2 separate regions of the Mus musculus genome follow, and region 2 is linked to region 1. A link is a contact called in ENCODE POLR2A ChIA-PET data. All regions are on one chromosome and are shown on one strand. The core of a region is the stretch at or near the end of the contact, and the rest is flanking DNA. Distances in the headings are between cores, read along the strand shown. Region 1 holds the start of Irf2bp2 (interferon regulatory factor 2 binding protein 2). Region 2 holds the start of Tomm20 (translocase of outer mitochondrial membrane 20).

What was found. ChIA-PET counts read pairs that join two places held with the same protein, here RNA polymerase II (POLR2A).
Region 2: POLR2A ChIA-PET joins it to region 1 with 15 read pairs in embryonic stem cell. The contact joins the promoter of Tomm20 here to the promoter of Irf2bp2 in region 1. POLR2A ChIA-PET finds 5 or more read pairs at or near these places in 3 of 5 experiments (Patski and embryonic stem cell).

The regions. Positions count from the first base shown.
Region 1 is chr8:126,591,981-126,595,817 of GRCm38, reverse strand. It overlaps Irf2bp2 (interferon regulatory factor 2 binding protein 2), which reads left to right and starts at 1,832. Exons shown (of 2, transcript NM_001164598.2): 1 at 1,832-3,378. The coding sequence starts at 2,382. Gm31546 (a long non-coding RNA gene) reads left to right here. Exons shown (of 2, transcript XR_388210.1): 2 at 156-1,553.
Region 2 is chr8:126,944,166-126,948,002 of GRCm38, reverse strand. Tomm20 (translocase of outer mitochondrial membrane 20) reads left to right here and starts at 2,082. Exons shown (of 5, transcript NM_024214.2): 1 at 2,082-2,399. The coding sequence starts at 2,279. LOC115486982 (a long non-coding RNA gene) reads left to right here and starts at 2,406. Exons shown (of 2, transcript XR_003947623.1): 1 at 2,406-3,837. LOC115487043 (a small nucleolar RNA gene) reads left to right here and starts at 3,023; the gene lies at 3,023-3,156. It overlaps Rbm34 (RNA binding motif protein 34), which reads left to right. Exons shown (of 11, transcript NM_172762.3): 11 at 1-831.

The sequences.
Region 1 (3,837 bases), core at 583-3,082:
ATTGTGGGCTGCTGGCAGGTGGACCGAGTACAATCAGGCCAGGCTTTCAAGGGAGGTTCTGCTTTGTTTTAATGTTTCTGTGTCTGCCTAGTGGGCCATCTCTCAGGGCACTGAGATGACTCTGCAGTCAGGGCAGCTTCATCTCCTCCACTCAGGTTCTGCACGGTCAAAATCACGTGCTCAGATGAGTGACACAGGGTCTTGGAAGAGAGTGACCAGACTGACAGGTCCTGGAGCAGGTGCCCAAACCAGCTGGCACCAGCTGCTTCTGGGAATGGATCCGGGTAGGCCCCATTCCAGGCTTGGAGAGGGTGAGGCAGGCTTGTGACTGGAAGGGGAGCTGGGGAGGCCCTTGACACAGATGTACCTTCTCTGGAAAGCCCCGAGAGAGACGTTCAAGGTTAGCCTGTGGACGCCCTTGGCATCTGGCGCTAAGCTTTCTGTGCCACCTCCAACAGGTTTATTCTTGTGCTCTAAACAGCTCTCTGGGCTGCTTCTCTGTGGGGCGTGTTTCCTCTTGTGGCTATTCTTTGAAGCAACCTGGCATTTTTCAATAGCAGCCACCGGAGAAAAAAAGGTCAGCAGATTTTTCCCCCCTCCCTTTCCACCTTCCAATCCAGTTGTAGGAAAGCTAATGTACTTAGTACCCTGCTCTTCCCACACTTAACCAGCCCATTCCAATCTTGGGGAGAGAGGTGGACCTGCGTTGTTCACCACAAAAGCAAAAGCGGCTCTTACTCAGAGTAGTAGGTCTCAAATCAGAGCCTGACTGACCGACCACTGACAGCACACACCAGTCCCTGCTCCCTACCAAAGTGTACAATTCGGTGTTCCGTCCACTCTGGGCAGCCCTCACTGCCCAGCGTGGAAGGGAACAACGAAGCGATGCTGCCAGGCGCGTCTGTGCCCACTGGGCTAAGCCGGATGGTACAACAGACAGCCAAGTCCACCCGCCAGCGCACGCCCTAGGCGCAAAGGGGACAGCGCGCGCCCAGAGTTGGCCACTCGAAGTTCGGCCCCGCGGAGGCGGTGGGGCAGGGCCTACTAGCCAGAGACCGGGGGCGGGTCCTGAGCCGTGACGCGGTGCGCTGCAGAGCCCAGATCCCTGGAATGTGCACTAGCTCGGCGCGGCCCCAGGGCCCGCGGCGCTGGGCACGTCTTATGTGGAGTTTGCGCAGTGGCAGCGTCCCTTGCCCACGTCACGCGCTCGCTGCACAGACCTACATAAGACGCTGGGCGGCGGCGCCTGAGGAGCCTCGGGCCTGTGCGTCCTCCTTTCAGTGCACGCGCAAAAGAGGCCGGGCCTGCCTGAGCACTAAGTTTTTGTAAAACTTAAAGGGGCAGCGGCAGTGTGTAGTTGCTTCCTCGACCAAAACAGGGCAGAGTGTTGATAGCGTGCGCGCGCCCAGCTGAAGCCAAGTGAGACGCTAACAAGGAAAAGTCCAAAGTGCGCCTCGCTATGCTCCAAATTCCATGCTCAGGAGGCTGCCAGTAACCAAGTGATAAAGTGGCATTGCATGTAAAATAAAACAGTTTGCACGATTTAATCGAAAGAACAGGGCCATGGGTTGGAGCATCCTGGCTGGGTAGGCGGGGTGACACGGGACTCTTGGGGACGCGAGCTGCACACCTGCGGCGCTAGGGCCGCGTGAACTGGTCTGCGCCTCAGTCCCGGCGCGCACGCGATCGAGAAACGGAAGAATCCAGGGTGGCGCGCGAGAGAGCGCAGAGGGAGGGAGGGAGGGAAGGAGGGCGGGCGCACGGGGCCGCGCGCGCCAGGGAGGGAGGGGGCCGCGCAGGCGCCGTGCAGAGCTGTCGAAGAATCAAGTCTGTAGAAGTGGAGCGGCCGCGGCGGTAGCAGCAGCAACAGCGGCGGCGCAGGAGCTGAGGCGCAGTGGGTGCTGTGCAGCGGCCGCGCCGGGGCCCGGGACCGAGCTGCACGCCGCCGCGCGCGGCATGCCCCGCCGCTCGGGCTGAGCTGCCCCGGCGGCTGCCCCGCGTCCCCCGTACCTCGCGCGGCTCTGCGCCCCGGGCGCCAGCGCGACCTGCTGCGCTCGCGGCCCGTCTTTGCCCCGGTCTGGAGGCCCCAGCCCGCGGCCCCGGCCGAGCCGCCGCCCCCGCGCGCGCCGCGCCGCCCCGCCGCCCGTGGGGACCTGCAGGCGCGCCCCGCCGCGCGCCCGCCGCCCCTCGTGCCCCGGGGGCGCCGCGCGGGCGCCGCGCCGGCCCGGGCTCTGCCGCCGCCGCCTCCTCGCCTGCGGCCGCCGCCGCCGCTAGTCGCGCAGACGCGGGCTTGGGCCGGCCGGCGCGCGCGCGCGGGATCCACGGGGGGCGGCGGCGTCCCCTCACCCGGCTCCTCCTGCGGCGCGGCGGGCTGTGCGGACATGGCCGCGGCGGTGGCGGTGGCGGCCGCCTCTCGGCGCCAGTCGTGCTATCTGTGTGACCTGCCCCGCATGCCCTGGGCCATGATCTGGGACTTCACGGAGCCCGTGTGCCGCGGCTGCGTCAACTACGAGGGAGCCGACCGCGTGGAGTTCGTCATCGAGACGGCCCGCCAGCTGAAGCGTGCTCACGGCTGCTTCCCGGAGGGCCGCTCCCCGACCGGTGCACAGCCCGCAGCCGCCAAGCCACCGCCACTGTCGGCCAAGGACCTACTGCTGCAGCCGCCGCCGCAGCTGGGCCACGCGGGCGCCGAGGCCGCGCGCGCTCAGGCTATGGAGCGCTACCCGCTGGCGCCGGATCGTGCCCCGCGCCTGGCCTCCGACTTCAGCACGCGTGCGGGTGCAGGCCTCCCACAGTCGGCCGCGCAGCAGTCCGCGCCGGCGAACGGCATCCTGGTGCCCAACGGGTTCTCCAAACTGGAGGAGCCGCCGGAGCTGAATCGCCAGAGCCCGAACCCTCGGCGTGCACACGCCGTTCCGCCCACTCTGGTGCCTCTGGTCAACGGTTCTGCCGCGCTGGGGTTGAGCGGCCGTGCTGCGGCCACACTGGCCGCGGTGAGCGGAACACCGGGCCTGGGAGCTCAGCCCGCCGAGTTGGGCACCCACAAACGCCCGGCGTCTGTGTCGAGCGCGGCGGCGGAGCACGAGGCGCGCGAGCCGAGCAAGGAGAAGGCGCAGCCCGCGCACCGGAGTCCGGCCGACAGCTTATCCAGCGCGGCCGGGGCCAGCGAGCTGAGCGCCGAGGGTGCAGGCAAAGGCCGCGCGCCCGGGGAGCAGGACTGGGCCAGCAGGCCTAAGACGGTGCGGGACACGCTCCTGGCGCTGCACCAGCACGGCCACTCGGGGCCCTTCGAGAGCAAGTTCAAGAAGGAGCCGGCTCTGACTGCAGCAGGCAGGTTGTTGGGTTTCGAGGCCAACGGGGCCAACGGGTCTAAAGCAGGTAGGGGCGACTGCGGGGCGAGGGGAGAAGGGATGGAGGGCGTGGGGTTAGAGGCAGCGTTTGAGCGCCCGCCCACCCGTGTGTGTGTGTGTGTGTGTGTGTGTGTGCGCGCGCGCGCGTGCGTGTGTGCGCGTGGGTGGGTGGGTGGGTGGGTGGGTGGTAGGGATCCATTCTTCCATGCACAGTTTTGCCTTAATCCAGAAACAACAAACAGCCAACTTCCTGGTCGGCCCGGGGCTGAACCAGAGCTTAGTGGCAACGTGGTCCCTCTGCTGAACCAGCACAACAGGGATGAGTCAGAACGGGTTGATAGGCAGCGACACGGGGTTTTCCTTTCCCAGCACATTCTTGGATGGAAGCGTGAGGGCAGCAGTCACCCTTTAACCTGTCTGCTAAATGCAGTCACATGAGCTGGTCTGGGGTTGGAGCCTTTCAGGCAGGATCCCATGACTTGGCTTA
Region 2 (3,837 bases), core at 833-3,332, 350 kb before region 1:
AGTTGGTTTCTTGGTTAAGAGCATGCACTGCTCTTCAGAGTACCTAAGTTCAATTCCTAGTACCCACGTCAAGCAGTTCACAACTGTCTGTAACTTGAGCTCCTAGGTCCAACTCCTCTAGTCTCCCCAGACTTTGTGCACTTTTTCACTAACATAACCTACACACACATATATACAAGTAAAAAATAAAAGTGTGGGGCTGGAGAGATGGCTCAGTGGTTAAGAGCACTGACTGTTCTTCTAGAGGTCCTGAGTTCAATTCCCAGCAACCACATGGTGGCTCACAACCATCTGTCCGATGCACTCTTCTGCTGTGTGTCTGAAGTCAGCTACCGTGTACTCACATTAAATAAATATTAAAAAATAAATAAAAGTGTGTAGCTTTTACAGCAGAGAAAGCTCTATTTCCTGTATCCAAGACTGGATAATTTATGGTTGGTTTTCCTTACAGTATTTAGAACCTTTTCAGTTAAATTTCAGCAATTTTACCTGATCACTCTGGAGCATTTTTGCATAAACTATATAAAGATGTAACATTAGATTGTGCGTGCATATATAATCTATGTACAACTTACAGCTCCTGTGAGTGAGCAGGTTATATACATGCATAGATGTAACTTTATTTAATATGTGTATGATGTGAATGTGGAGGCCAGAAGAAAACTCTGGAGTTTTCTCCTTCCAAAGCATGGACTCACTCAGCCATCTCACTGGCCCTAGATACTTTGGAATTCGGTACTGTGTAACTGTTGAAATTCCTCCTTTAGAATGTGTGTGCTACTATGATTGTGTAAATCATTAAAAAATGTATTTTGTAGGAAATTTTCTAAAGATGCTTAGTGTAATTTCTTGGTACGTTCTATCTGATAAAATACTTAATAGCCACAAGACTATGTATATAAGTGGTCAAGAGTGGATAGAAGTTGGCTTTGTTATAAAAGTGCTGGCTAAGTACTGATTAGTCATGAGTATGAAACATTTTTTTCTTGTAAACTTTTTTTCTCCCTTAACATAGCTTCAAAAAATCCTTAAAGGGGCTAGAGAGATGGCTCAGCAGTTAAGAGCACTGGCTATTCTTCCAGAGGTGCTGAGTTCAATTCCCAGCGACCACACGGTGGCTCACGACCATCTGTAATGCTATCTAATGCTCTTTTCTGGTACGAAGGTGTACATGCAGGTAGAGCACTCATATGCATAAATGAAAAAAAAAAGCATTCTTACAATGAGAGGTGCAGGAAAGGCTTGCATCGGCTACCTCTTATCACTGTACCCAATTCTCAGAGACTGCAGCATAGCTTGTCACTGTCCCAGGTTTCGATGTTTCCTCAGTGAAGGGAGCAGTTGCTGTACCAGACTGCCTTTCCTTCAAAAGCCAGCCACAAGTGTGGTGGGTGGGTTCGAGCATTAGTAACGAGCTGGTTGGGAATCTTGATGGGGGTTGTGGAGGAGGGAGAGAACGACAAGACTGCAGTTTAATGACGGCACAAATCAGGGCCACCCATAGACTTTTTTTTTTTTTTTTTTTGCCCTTCTGCATTCCTTACAGGTTAAATTTTTTTGAACGAATTAACCCATTTTTCTTCTCCGCACCAGGGCTACATCATAAAATTATTTTGCAGTCAATCATTGTGTCTAATCTCAGTCACAACGCAATTTACAAAGCAAATACTGCCAGATCAGGCGGCTCAGGTCTTCCTTTAAAACCACAGCTCAGAGGATGAGGCAAAAGGATTGCAGGTTCGAGGCCAGGGCAGACTACACAGCAAGTTCCAGACCCTACTATGCTACAAGGGGAGAGCCCGTCTCAAAAACCTAAAAAGCAAACGCATGCACTTCAAGTCACAGGCTTCCTGAAGGACACAGTGAGATGAGATGCTGTTCTCAGCCGGCTCCCACCTTCGTCTTTCATTAGCAAGGACAGTGGATTAGAGGCTTCTGACTCAGCACGCCACAAACACGTGCTGCCCCTGACCCCCTGGTCACGGGATGACGCACAAATCCTTCTGCAGTGCACGCCCCGCCCCCAGCTTGGCGTCTCAGCCGCGCAGACTGGGTCCATCTGCGCGTGCGCACCAGGCGTTCCCGCGCAGGCACCGCCGCGGACAGCCCGCCGCGGACCTTCCCCCGGGGTCCTCGCGCGCCGGAAGTCCTCGCGCTCGGCCTTTTCCGTCTGGACTGGAGGCAGGCGGCTGCGAGCGGCCGGCGTGCTCCGATCGGTCGGAGCTAACCGCTGCCAGGCGGGCTGCCGCGGCCCGGCGTACGCCCCAGTCGAGCGAAGATGGTGGGCCGGAACAGCGCCATCGCCGCGGGCGTGTGCGGTGCCCTCTTCATCGGGTACTGCATCTACTTCGACCGCAAAAGGCGGAGTGACCCCAACTTCAAGAACAGGCTTCGAGAACGTGAGTGGGCCCCGCGCGCCCCCGAGTGCTCCCCGGCGTCGCGCTCTTGCGGCCAGGGTCCCGCCTGTGCCCGCGGGCCTCCATCTTGGAGGCGACCTGGCTCCATCTTGCTGGCGGTGGAATGCATGCTGATTCGGGGGAGGGGTAGCACTTTTTTGCCTTTCCCCAGCTCTGTAATTCTGGGGGATGGGGGGTGGGAGACAGGTCTTTAGCTCAGGTTAAGGTGGTTATCCTCCAGTTTCAAGGTCTCACCACGCCCAGCTCCATTCCCCCCCACTCAACTTGTGTTGAAGACAGGGTCCTCCTGTGTAGCTCAGGCTGTAACCCGCGCTAGCCTCGACCTCGTGGCAGCCAGCACCACCACCACCTCCCCAGCCCCCCGCTTCAACCTAGTGCTGTGATAACAGGCACGAGCCTTTCTCTATAACAGTCACCGTTGAAAACAATCATTCTTTATGTGTGTTTACGACAGGGGACTGCTGCAGTTGGTAGGTCGGCTTCGAACTCTTGGTGCCTCTCATTGCTAGCTTTTCAGACGGGTGCCTACCCCGAAGGCGGTGGTGCTCTATTCAGCAAACCCGTCGACGGTGCTGCCCCAGCACTAGCACAGTGGGGTGTCGTCCTTGCATTCTTAAACCCTCTTGGCAGCTTTGCTCTGGTGCTTCCAAGATATGAGTGAATGCTAGACAAAGTGCGGGGGAGTCCAAAGGGCTGCGCTCCTCACGTGGCTCAGTCTTATTTCATACCTGCGACATCTTCAAAGAGTTTTACCGGAGGGAAATCTTGGCACGCCTTGGGAAGTCATGGACATGTGATCCACCCATGAATTTACAGAGACTCTTTATTTTTCAATATATAGTCTGAAAGCACATTTGTTGGAATAATCTGGCCTTTTTTGTTTCGCTTTCTTGGGGGCTGCAGTCAGTCAGTTACTCCATTCTCTCGAATTTCTAAATGAGTTTTTTAATTTTTCGTAGTTATATATGGTCGGAGACTAATGAATTAGACGTACATCCTTTAATACTCATTATAGGACTTCCAGGACTTTTTGAGCCCGTAGGCCCCAAGTAGCCTCATCGTTTTCTTCACGTGGGGAGATAAGGAGAGTGTGTTTTTGTCCGATGGCTAGGTAGAGTAATGCGAAGAATGCATCTTGGATTTATAGACTGCGTTTTGGGGACCAGATTGCGTACTGACCAGCAGCATTCACTAAAAATCTCCTTAACTGTAAAGTACGGTGGTACAAGCTGCCTCTTGTTGGTTAGGTGGGATAAGTACTTGACCTACGGAAGGCTCCATAAATGCGGACTGTTAAGTGTGACTTTTGGGTCCACAAGTCTACTCAGTGTCTTGGGGCTGTGGGTCTACACATTGGGAGACAGCTAAGCAGGCTGATTGATTCCTTTGGAAAGCCTTGGTGGAAATCTTGAGAAAGTGG